Linked DNA regions of Homo sapiens: all the other regions are linked to region 2. A link is a contact called in ENCODE Hi-C or POLR2A ChIA-PET data. All regions are on one chromosome and are shown on one strand. The core of a region is the stretch at or near the end of the contact, and the rest is flanking DNA. Distances in the headings are between cores, read along the strand shown. Region 1 holds the start of C10orf88 (chromosome 10 open reading frame 88). Region 2 has its middle 22 kb from the start of INPP5F. Region 3 overlaps LINC02641 (long intergenic non-protein coding RNA 2641). Region 4 has its middle 130 kb from the start of CHST15.

Region 1 (2,795 bases), core at 97-2,596, 3.3 Mb before region 2:
GACATTTCTCTCTTTCAATCTTGGTGAATTCACCTACCATACGTACATTCTGGTGATTACTTATAGAAAAATACATTTGGTCATCATTTTTCTTGCTTTGACACAGGTAAACAGAATGCAAAGTTTATTCTCATTTTTAGCTAGAGGGCACAAGTCCTAGTACATAAACTCAAACGAAAACATAAGCAAAAAGATTAAAGTAATGCGCACTGAGTCATGAACCCAGAATAGACAGCTCTGAAAGAAAATTAGAGTATGGGTGAGCAAAAACGTTATTTCCTAGAGAGGATACCACCTTAAACACAACTTTGGAACTCTAGATTATAGACAAGTGGAATTTCAGAGTTTGCTTTTTTCAAAAGACAGAAAAATAATCTGCACAAGCCTCTACAGGAGGAGGATGAGGGGGCACACTATATACAGTCCCATCCCGTGGGGCATCTAGAAAGTTCCATCTGCTCCCACTGTTCTGCATCCGTAGCCTTAAGTTCCTTCAAGACTGAGTTCATATTCTACTTCAACAGAGTTCTGAGACCCCCCCTTTCCACTCGCTGTTTCCAGTGCCATGAGGAGCGATCTCATGGGGCAGCCCCTGCCTTCGGTGTCTGGGTCTTTCTTGCATTTCAAATTTCTGTCACCTAGAGCGTCCAGCCCTGGATGCCCGGGTTCCTGCGGCCTGAGGGTTGCACATGGGGTCAGGGGGCGTCAGCTGAGACAGCACCCGGCGAAGGCCAGCGTGGCTCAATGCCCATCACAGATGCCCTTCAACCCCAAAACCCCATCATCCGCTTCAGCCCCCCTCTAAAGCGAGAATATGTGTGAGGGAGGCTAGGAGAATTCGAAGTAAAAATAACCCGAATCGGCAGCGCGTCCGCCGCGCTAGCTGCCACAAATGCTGCAGATCCGACGGAATGGAAGCAGAAAAGGCCCTGGCGTCCCCTTGGGAAAGAACGAGGTCAGGAGTCGGTCTTGCACGCAGCGTAGAGCGACGAGACTACACCTACCTGATCACAGACGTTCCACACCAGCTCAGCAACGGTCGTCCACGCCGCTTGCTGTTTCCCCACAGCCAACGTCGAAAACACCCTCGTGCCGGCGCGCAGTGCACCGCGCCTGCGCATAGTCTCCAGCGAAAGAGCAAGGGTCTGCCAGTGCGCATGCTCCGCTCTCGACCTCCTCCCCGCACACTTTGAACGCCGCGCCTGAGGCCAGCTGGCACATGCGCATGCGTGTCTCTGGTGCCTGCTCTCCCCACCAAAGCAAGAAGCGGCGGGTACTTGAAGCGGAGTGAGCCGGAAGTCGCTTTGCCTGCCCATTTCCACGCTGTACCGGCGGAAATTCAAGCACTGGAAGAGAGGTTCCGGGGCTGGGCTGGCCTGACTGAAGGCGGCGGAATGGAGACGCGGACCGAGGACGGGGGCCTCACCCGCCGCCCCACGCTGGCCTCTTCTTGGGATGTTGCAGGCGGGGCCCTGACCCACAGCCTCCTCCTCACCCGGGCCGGTCTCGGCCCCGGTGACTTCGACTGGGAGGAGCTGCTGGCACCGCCTGCTCCAGGGTGCGCCGGGCCGACGGGGACGGGGTCGCTATGCTCGGCAACTGCCGCGCTTCTAGGGGAGCTGTGAGGGGAGGCGAGAGGGTCTGAGCCCGGGATCCGGGAGAGCAGTTGGTACCAGGTCTCTAGTTGGGGAGGGGAGCTGCGAGGTCGTCCGGGGTGGGCGGAGGGGGGTGGGTCCGGCCGGGAAGGGGCCGAGGCTCCTGGGCGTGAGAGGGGGAAGGTGACCCGGACTCGGAATTTCATATAACGTCCCCATCAGGCGTGATAGCCCCTCAGGGCTGCTGTCAAAGTCAGTCCGCCCCTCTACCCTCAAACAAGACACCTCCTGTCCACCAAAACAGGCTGTGTAAAAAGTCCAGCTATAGATGATCGCTGTCGACTTAATTTCGAAAAAGATACACTTTTGTCTTTCATTGTGCCCTGCACCCAGTAGGTGCCCAGTGATTTATGTAATTATCCGAGAGTCAATTGCAGGGGATTGAGTAGAATGTTGATTGAGGAAAAAATAGAGTTTGGGAAAGCCCTGATGTGTGACACCTTCATTTCCGTATGAATTCTGTGTTGAGCGCTTCTTGGATGCTTGGGAAGGTGCTTGGACCTCAAGGGCAAGTGGAAGTGAGTTAGAAGAAAGAAGCCCCGGCCGGGCACGGTGGCTCACACCTGTAATCCCAGCACTTTGGGAGGCCGAGGCGGGCGGATCACGACGTCAGGAGATCAAGACCATCCTGGCTAACACGGCGAAACCCCGTCTCTACGAAAAATACAAAAAATTAGCCGGGCGCGGTGGCGGGTGCCTGTAGTCCCAGCTGCTTGGGAGGCTGAGGCAGGAGAATGGCGTGAACCCGGAAGGCGGAGCGTGCAGTGAGCCGAGATGGAGCCACTGCATTCCAGCCTGGGCGACAGAGCCAGACTCCGTCTCAAAAAAGAAGAGTCATGTTCAGAGAACTATACTGTGTGATGTTTTCACCAATTTTCTTCTCAGTCAGGATCTGGTGATTTTGAAGAGAAACCACAACAACAAAGATGAAAACCCCTGCTTCCTTTACCTGAGGTGTGGCCCTGATGGAGGTGAAGAAATCGCTTCTATTGGCATTTTAAGTTCAGCAAGAAATATGGAAGTGTACTTAGGAGAGGAGTACTGTGGAACCAGTAGGGGCAAGAATGTTTGTACTGTCCTGGATGACAGGTGTGTGACTTGTACACGGGAAAGTGTTCTTCTGAAGTAGTGTTTTGATTT
Region 2 (2,881 bases), core at 272-2,771:
AGTCAAGAAACTGACTTAGTTTCATTATTAGTCTAATCTAAAATAACAGGTTTGCTGTGTGCTAAAAATAATACTCAGACTCTCTGAATGAGTAAGCCCACTAAGAATAAACAGGGTTTTTTTAAATCATAAAAATGTCAATCATAATCAACACCTAATGTGGGAAAGTATCTTCCTCTTAAAAATATTAAGAAGGTGGCTGGGTGCAGTGGCTCACGCCTGTAGTCCCAGCACTTTGGGAGGCCAAGGTGGGTGGATCACAGGAGTTCGAGACCAGCCTGGCCAACATGGTGAAACCCTATCTCTACCAAAAACACAAAAATTAGCTGAGTGGGAGGCACCTTGTAATCCCAGCTGCTTGAGAGGCCGAGGCAGGAGAATCACTTGAGCCCAGGAGGCAGAGGTTGCAGTGAGCCAAGATTGCGCCATTGCACTCCAGCCTGGGCGACAGAGCAAGACTCCATCTCACAAAACAAAAACAAAAACAAAAAAAAATTAAGAAGGTGAGCAATGAGCAACAAAAACGTCTAAATTTTGCAGACAGAATAAGAGCCCAAAGGTTGTACACACTGAAAAACAAAACCGAATAGCTATTCATATTTTCCTTAAGGTTTGAGGACAAAGAAGCTCTAGAAGAAGGTTATACTGGAGCCAGAAAGGAAGCATACAAAAATATCCCTATCTATTTTTGTAAAGACAGGGTCTCACTCTGTTGCCCAGGCTGCTCTTGAACTCCGGGCCTCAAGTGATCCTTCTGCCTCAGCCTCCGAAAGTGCTGGAATTATAGACGTACCCCACCACCTGTGGCTGAGTTTCTCTTTCAACCGACAAATAGAACCTTTCTTGGAGTTAGAAAGTAGGAGATCAGGAGCTTCTCACTAATGATGGTGTAATTCAGCAATGGATCCCTTTTCGGGTCATCAGCTTAGTGTCAGTTCCTGGTTCTATCTGACTCATTGCAGTAGTGGGAGGTTTCGAAAACTTGAAGTCAGGAGGGTTTACATCAATTTCACATATTACAAACAACAACAACAACTCACAGCGCTAGGGAGGCATCCCATTCTACTCATCTTTACAACCTGACAAGAACAGGAATACATTCAACAGAAATATTCTTCTCTGCTACGAACAGATTGAAATAAATACCTGAGTTCCTGATAGAATGGAAAATAACAGCTTTCCATAGGTGCGGAATCACCAATGACATCAGAACAAAAATTATTGCTCGGTACCAAGGAGAAAATGTCTTGAGGACAAGATGTGAATAACAAGTTCAGAAGAAGGGAAGGTCAGTCAAAAAAAAAAAAAAAAAAAAAAAGCAGCCTCCTGGGCGACAGAGCAAGACTCAAAAAAAAAAAAAAAACGAAGATGAAGGATGATTATCATGCTACCTCTAAATTTCTACAGCAGGCTCCATAGAGCTCAAAATACTTTAAAGACGTATTTTTATTCTGAAGTAGCAGGAAGGAAATATCAGCAGCGTTTACAGATGTTGAAACTGAAGCATCACATCATTGGGGGATGCCCAGTTCTCCCTGCAGCATCTACTAGCTGTGCAGGATGGGGCCTACAGAGTGAGTTTCTGTCTTTCCTAGGAGCTTACCAACTCAGTCATCAGAAGGTTTCCCCAATCCAAATATATATTATTTTAATGTAAAAATAGAATATGTTGGCAGGGCGTGGTGGCTCACGTCTGTAATCCCAGCACTTTGGGAGGCCAGGGCAGGTGGATCACGAGGTCAGGAGATAGAGACCATCCTGGCTAACACAGTGAAACACCGTCTCTACTAAAAATATAAAAAATCAGCCAGGCATGGTGGCGGGCACCTGTAGTCCCAGCTACTGGGGAGGCTGAGGCAGGAGAATGGCGTGAACCCAACAGGCAGACCTTGCAGTGAGCCGAGATCGTGCCGCTGCACTCCAGCCTGGGCAGCAGTGCAAGACTCCGTCTCAAAAACAAAGAATATGTTAATAATTATATTAAAATTTCCATCAGAAACCTCAAGGCTATTGAGAACCAGGATTAATCTACTGATTACAATAAGAGAGGGGGCTGGGCACAGTGGCTCATGCCTGTAATTCCAGCACTTTGGGAGGCTAAGGTGGGAGGATTTCTTGAGCCCAGGAGTTTGAGACCAGCTTTGGCAACATAGTGAGACCCCATCTCTATAAAACATAAGTGAATTAATAAATAAAATAAGAGAGGGGACAAAGAGATGTGGTCATTTGGTCAGTGTATTGGTTTTCTAGGGCTGCTGTAACAAATGACCATAAAGTGGGTGGCAGTAAACAACAGAAGTGTATTTTCTCACAATTCTGGAGGCTAGAAATCCAAAATCAAGGTGTTGGCTGGGCCAGGCTCCCTCTGAAGGCGCCAAGGGAGAATCCTTCCTTGCCTTTTCCAGCTTCCGCAGGCTGCCTGCAATTCTTGGTGTTCCTTGGCTTGTAGATATATCACTCCAATTTCTGTCTCATTTGTCACACGGCACTCTCCCTGTGTGTCTGTATCAGTGTTCAAATTTTTCTCTTCTTATAAAGGTACCAGTCATTGAACTAGTGTTCCAGTAAAACCTCATCTTAACTTTTTTAGATCTACAAAGGATGTATGTCCAAATAAACTCACATTCATAGGTACCGGGGATTAGGACTTGAGCATATCTTTAAGGGGACATGATTCAGTCAGCAATAATCAGTTTGAAAACAAGATATTACTACCTAGTGGTAAATACACTCAAAACTACCAAAGGCCATGACTCTCCCCCCAAAAATGGAGATAGCATCATCTTTACTGTTGAAATAGCCCAGAATGTCTTTCTGAATAAGCTCTCTCTAGATGTTCTTCCCACCTCTAAGACTCATGATTATCTATGACTTAAAACTT
Region 3 (2,836 bases), core at 123-2,622, 3.7 Mb before region 2:
GGGAACAAGGACTGTAGGGCGTGACTGTGCATCAGGAAGGGCGAAGGGTCTCGGGGTGTGTGGTCGGGTCAGCAGTGGGAAGTGGAGGCAGGAGCTGGGTTGCAGAGGGCTTGCCTGGAGGGTCGTGGTTGAGATTGAAACCATAGCTCTGAGGCCCAAGAATCAGCTGTCAGAAGTCCCCAGGTTGGAGAGTGGCTGATCAGATCTTTCCACTGCAGGTTATGATTCTTTCTTTTACGTTCTATGGTTGAGCTATACCTTCTCCCTCCGGGACCCTGAGAATTCCTGAGGCCAGAGCCAGTTCTTGTCTCAACTGTGAATCCCCCTTAAACCAGGCCCCATGGCTGTGTGCTTTACACGCGTTAGGTCACATTGTGTCACTTCAGCCCCTGCCAGTGCTCTGGGATAGGCACAGTCTCTGCCTTTATTGAAGGTAACTAAAGCTCAGAAAGTAAATCATGTGCCTAAGGCCACAGAGCTAATATAACACGGAGTCAAGACTCAGACGCACCCAGTGGTGTCCCCGTGAATGTTTAGCCAGTTCTCTGGGAAAAGAGAACTGATTGTTAGTGTTTGCCAATTTCTGTGGTGTAAATACTCCCACCATGGCTGATTCCAAGCTGCCAGCATGAGCTCATGGAAGGCAGAGTTGGGGAGCAACCATTATACAGTATTTCCACCAGAAGGATATTACAGACATAAATAACCTCAAAAGCATAGATCAAGAGTTGGCAAACTTGACCTGGGCTATGGGCCAAATCTAGTGCTACATGTTTATAAATAGTTTTACAGGAGTACAGCCATGCCCATTCTTTGATGCATTGTCTGTGGCTCCTTTTACCTTAAAACAGCAGACCTGAATAGTGTGTCAGAGACAAGAAAGCCTAAAATACTTACTATCTGCACTTTCATAGAAAAACTTTGGAAACCTCTGATACAGATGGTAATACAATGTTATAAAATAATTAGAAAATGATGAGTTTTGAGTATTTATTTTCTGTTTTTGATATAATTTATTTAATTGCAATTTTCTACAATTTCATTTTTAATATATGTTTAAAAACCAGCTGCAAAACACTTACAAATTTAGCAATCCGCTTTTGCAAGCTGGAAATATCCCACTCCGGCACACCACTGAATTACGTCTGCCTCCAAATCATGTGCTCTTTTCTTGACACATTTTCTGAATGAATGAAAGCATGCATGCATGAACAGACAAGTGGTCAGACCGAAAGAGAAGGGCCCTTGGCCTGCATGTTGGGAAATGTTGCAGACTTCAGCAAGAGCACAGATGCCTTCACCAAAGGCCTGATGACTGTAAGAATGAAACTCAGCTGACCTATTTAAAGCAGTTAGAGGAAGAATGGAGACTTAGCAGGTGAGAGAGGGAAACTAGAGAAGGGGCCTTCATAGGGCAATCAGGCCTAATTTTCCACGAGCAGAACCAGGATCAACAGGGCACCACAAAAGGTCTGTGTCCACCTCAGTGCAAGGCCTGTAGGCCCCATTGTCAATAGAAATGAAAGTCTAATTAATAGACACTGTTTTGCCCCATGCTGAATGCACTAAAATCTAACTTGGTTCTTTAAGAAGTGGAGGAGCAGAAGTGGCTTGTGTGAGGACCTTAAATTTTTCTTTAGTAGAAACCTTTATGCCTAACAGGAAATCATTTGAAGTGAAAATCACATAAGCAGAATTATCAGGTCTAAGAGCATGTGACTTGACCCTGTCTTTGGCAAGGGCTGTCTTGGGAATAAAGATGCCTACACTTGAGGTGCTATGCACAAACACAAACACACACATGCACACATTCACACAAATACACACACACACACACACACACACACACACACACACACACACACGCCACGTTAATACTGGGCCTGCCTATTCCCCCCAGTCATGATAGTTCCTGTTGCTTCTCACCCTATTCTATCCCCCTAAAAATACCCCGACACAGTGAAAGACACAGGCCAGAAGTTGAACACACGCTACAGAACCCTGAAAGGGAGATGGGGGCCTTAGAGAAGGCAGAGGACATTTGCAGAATCCTGAGCATGCTGGGAAAGGATGGTCGCACAGCTATTCCCCAAGATTATTCGGTGTGGCTTTTCGGGTACTGGCCCAGCCAAGAGGTTCAACTGAAAGAGAAAGAGAATTTCCAGTTTTGGGTTGTGTGTTTTTTTTGTTTTGTTTTTGTTTTTGTTTTTTTGCCAGGACACTTTCCCCTTGTCCTTGCTTTGCCCTTTCCTGTTGTGGAGGGGGCCACTCTCTGGCTTCAAGATGTGCCTCCTCTCTGTGGACCTGCACTGCACCTTGGATGGGACACCCAAAGCTGCTTGTCCCCAGGCAATTTTGCCTTCAGATGTCCTCAGCCATGACAGCCTGGTGCCCAAGCCCACTCAGGTGCCACCCTGCCATCTCACCAGCTTATCCTGGGGCACTCCCTACAGGGAAAACACACAGACAAAGGGCACCTTAGCTCCCTGGCCCTGGACTGCAGGGGCTGTCATTGGAGCCCTGCACATACGTGAGCCATGGATGCATCTTCACAAAACCACAGTCAGAAGGAGAAGGGGACTAGCCCAAGGTCACTCCATTGAGTTGAAGTAAAACCAGGCCAGGACTCCAGGTCTCCTGTCTGCCAGGCCTCCCAGAAACCAAACAGAACCCAGCTGCCAGGAGGAAATTGTCCTCTCCCTTCCTACTTTCATATTTTTCACTAATGATGGACGTCATCAACACAAACTTTCAAAACAATACAAAGGGCACAGTTATTGTTTCTTATGGAAGGGGTGAGAAGGAAAGAGAAACTTTATACATAATAATTTTTGCT
Region 4 (2,723 bases), core at 116-2,615, 4.5 Mb before region 2:
ATGAAATATACAAGAGACCGCGGTGCATCGCAGATGCTGATCTGTGTGTCTGTCCTGGGCTGTGAGCCCCTGAGGGGCAGAGACCCACTTCTCTGTATCTTGGAGTCCCTGCATCTTCTGACAGAAAGCAGGGGCTAAGAGATGCTGGTGAAAATGGACTTGAGTGGATGACTGGGGCTGTGAGGGTTGCTGGACACCGGGCATGCCTCGGCGGAGAGGTGGAGGGGACAGCGAGCGGCAGTCCCCCTGCCTGCGCGGTCGGATGTATGTTCACTCCTACAGAAACCACATCACCAAGGGGGCTCTGGGGTTGAAATTCCTGAAGGAAACCAGAGATTGTTTTACAAAAATACCCTTTCAAAAATAGCAGCTGTTTTTACTTTGCTTCTGAAAGGCGGCGGAGGGCAGCTTCCTGATTTGGAAAGACAAATGTTTGTGCAGCCTGGGGAGTGAGGGGCTGGGCGACGGGGGGCTCTGGCCAGGGGCCCAGGGGCCCCTTGTGTTTTGGGAGGAGTCCTAGGGGACCATGTAGGTGTGGACATCCGACTCAACGTGCAGCCCTGGCAGTGTGCGGTAACCAGTGACACGTAGAATACTTTTTAAAAAAGTCCTTTCTGACCACATCCTCTGACCCTCGCACCTGGAAACTGGAAGAGAAACAGGCCCCTTTTTAACTGTTAGGTTTCCCTGGTCAGAAATGACTCATCTCGTTCTTTCTGGAGACTTGGAAGTTAGAATGTATGGAAGGATGAATGAAGCGCTGCTGACTTTGGGGGCTCCTCGAGAGGGAATGCCATGGTCCCCAGAGAGTGACTTGGTTGGTGATAGGGCCATGTGGTTCCTCTCTCCTCAGTGAGGGAAGCCTCCTCCTCTCCCTCCCACTGGGTAGCCACATGGTTAAGAGAGCTCCAGGCTCTCACAAGCTGAGGTGTGAGTCCCAGTCCTATTACTTCCTAGCCGTGAGGTCTTGGTCAGGGATAACTTATGCCCCCGGCCTCATTTCCTTTATCTGTAAAGTGGAAATGACAAGCATCCTGGCCTGATAGGGTGCTTGCCAGGAGGACACAAACACAGGCCTGGAAATCGCTCATTTCACCTCCCAGCAGCCCTGTGGGATGGTTACTCTGATTTTCCCCATGGGGAGAATGAAGCTCAGAAGGTTATGCTGGAGAACCACTGTGGGGGGCTCCATTCGTCTCCGCAGCCCCAGGTCTTCACCGCCCTCCTGAAGCCAGCATGTGGCCCCTACGTCACAGGTGGGAATGGCAGCTCTGAGCAGCCCAGGACACACTTAGGGCTGTGTGTCCTGGCAAGGAGCTGGAAGGGAGCCCTCTCCTTGGCTGGGCTCTCCCACAGGCACGATTATGACCGCAGGTTCCGGGGCCTGCCCTTCCTTCCAGATGCGCAGGTGCCAGGCTCCACGTGGTCAGCGGCGCTCCTCCATGAGCAGGGGGCTGGAGTGGATACTTTTCCTTCTCTTTTCTGCCTCTTCCAAAGCTTCTGCCTCAGACTACACTATATTGTGGTTAGAAAAACAAAAACAATAAATGTCATTTAGAAAAAATAGCACTTGCTAAGCACTTTTGCTTTCTGTTTGTGTTTGGGACTCACAGAAGTCAGTTTGGCATGAGGCTGCTGGGACTTTGGTGGGGGCTTCAGGCCACCACGTGGTAGGTGGGAGCCCCTGGGCTGCAGAAGCTGGGTGCAGGGCTGGCAGAGGGCGGAAGGGGGCCTTCCCCATCATGGATACGATCTGCAGAGATCTGCAGGGATCGAGCCTGCAGGGACCGAGAGGCACCCATGCCTCAGCAGGGAGTCAGGCGGGAAGCTCAGCATTTGTGTCTGTAATCCAGCTCCTTCTCTCCACTGTTTTTCTGGAATTATTCCCACCTCCTCCACTTTGTCTTTAGGGACACTGCTTCATCTCATCCCCTACTTCTGTTGGGGCTACTAAGTATAAAACCTTAACTCCTTGGTCAGAGATTGGGACATTTGACCTAACTCTTTTGCTTCTGTGGATATTTTGACCCCAAAGTCATTTTGAATGTCAGCATTTTAACCAGAATTACCCAACAGTGATGAGTTTTCATCTAGAAAGTATCAGAATTCCAGCGGGGACCCCATTAAGCTGATGTAATCCCTCTATCAATTTTCTATACAGCGCAGTTAAGCCATTCCTGATGTTTCCATTTCCATTTTGCTGAAATTATTTTCATAGGGATCAATTTTTTTTTTTTTTGCATTTAGAATCTTACAGCAGAGATTTGCTTCTTAAATCACTTTTCGTCCATATCAAACTACTAATCGCAGCTTCTACCATCACGAGCGGCCACGGGTTCCATCCAGTACTGTTTTCCTGGGTGAAGTCATAATTGGTGTTGTTTGAGTTGATGCATAAGGAAATAGCAATTTCTGTAAGGCAGGGAGATGGCGGGGGAGAAAGAGTGGAGGAGGGGCAGAGAGAAGGAGCAGGCGTCCCAGAGGGGGACAGGGAGGAGGACAGAAGGGTCCCTGGGCAGAAATTGGGTGGCCACTGACTGGAAGGATGCAGGAGGAGGGAGCAAAGGTCAAAGTGCCCACTTGGCCACAGGATCATCGCATGGCACCATCCTGGTCAAAGACTGCCCTCCTCCCCCTGTTCTGGTTCAGGGCATACTAGCCGGCACCAATGGGGCGGTGTGTTGTGACTAGGTACGTGGGATGGAAGATGAGACTAAGGGCCC

What was found. A loop is a pair of places that touch in the nucleus more often than their neighbours do. ChIA-PET counts read pairs that join two places held with the same protein, here RNA polymerase II (POLR2A). Pooled maps may share reads with other maps.
Region 1: a pooled map shows a loop between it and region 2 (1.9-fold over the local background). The contact joins the promoter of C10orf88 here to the enhancer-like site in region 2. A Hi-C loop is called at or near these places in 1 of 50 pooled maps. POLR2A ChIA-PET finds 5 or more read pairs at or near these places in 2 of 52 experiments (B cell and GM10248).
Region 3: a loop to region 2 is called in a map of GM12878, with 4 times the contacts of the local background. The contact joins two enhancer-like sites. A Hi-C loop is called at or near these places in 1 of 168 maps with a recorded cell type or tissue (GM12878), 16 of 37 single-sample maps with no recorded cell type and 6 of 50 pooled maps.
Region 4: a loop to region 2 is called in a pooled map, with 13 times the contacts of the local background. The contact joins two enhancer-like sites. A Hi-C loop is called at or near these places in 4 of 37 single-sample maps with no recorded cell type and 6 of 50 pooled maps.

What each region holds. Positions count from the first base shown.
Region 1 is chr10:122,952,778-122,955,572 of GRCh38, reverse strand. C10orf88 (chromosome 10 open reading frame 88) reads left to right here and starts at 1,346. Exons shown (of 6, transcript NM_024942.4): 1 at 1,346-1,558; 2 at 2,541-2,744. The coding sequence starts at 1,395. It overlaps LOC124902519 (a long non-coding RNA gene), which reads right to left and starts at 1,131. Exons shown (of 2, transcript XR_007062325.1): 1 at 1,005-1,131. RefSeq lists a silencer at 1,551-1,630.
Region 2 is chr10:119,702,736-119,705,616 of GRCh38, reverse strand. No RefSeq gene overlaps it. Among named protein-coding and RNA genes, the nearest start is that of INPP5F, 22 kb to the left of the region's middle. RefSeq lists enhancers at 660-939, 1,570-1,619, 1,630-1,679. Within about 2 kb of position 1,521, at least 6 of the 41 ENCODE cell types and tissues checked have a DNase peak (open chromatin) inside an H3K27ac peak, as active enhancers do; they include B cell and GM12878, where a contact is called at or near this core.
Region 3 is chr10:123,396,852-123,399,687 of GRCh38, reverse strand. The region is part of intron 6 of LINC02641 (long intergenic non-protein coding RNA 2641); the gene reads right to left. Among named protein-coding and RNA genes, the nearest start is that of LINC02641, 50 kb to the right of the region's middle. RefSeq lists an enhancer at 1,294-1,603. Within about 2 kb of position 1,372, at least 2 of the 41 ENCODE cell types and tissues checked have a DNase peak (open chromatin) inside an H3K27ac peak, as active enhancers do; they include GM12878, where a contact is called at or near this core.
Region 4 is chr10:124,219,698-124,222,420 of GRCh38, reverse strand. No RefSeq gene overlaps it. Among named protein-coding and RNA genes, the nearest start is that of CHST15, 130 kb to the right of the region's middle. RefSeq lists enhancers at 649-828, 839-938. Within about 2 kb of position 1,365, at least 6 of the 41 ENCODE cell types and tissues checked have a DNase peak (open chromatin) inside an H3K27ac peak, as active enhancers do.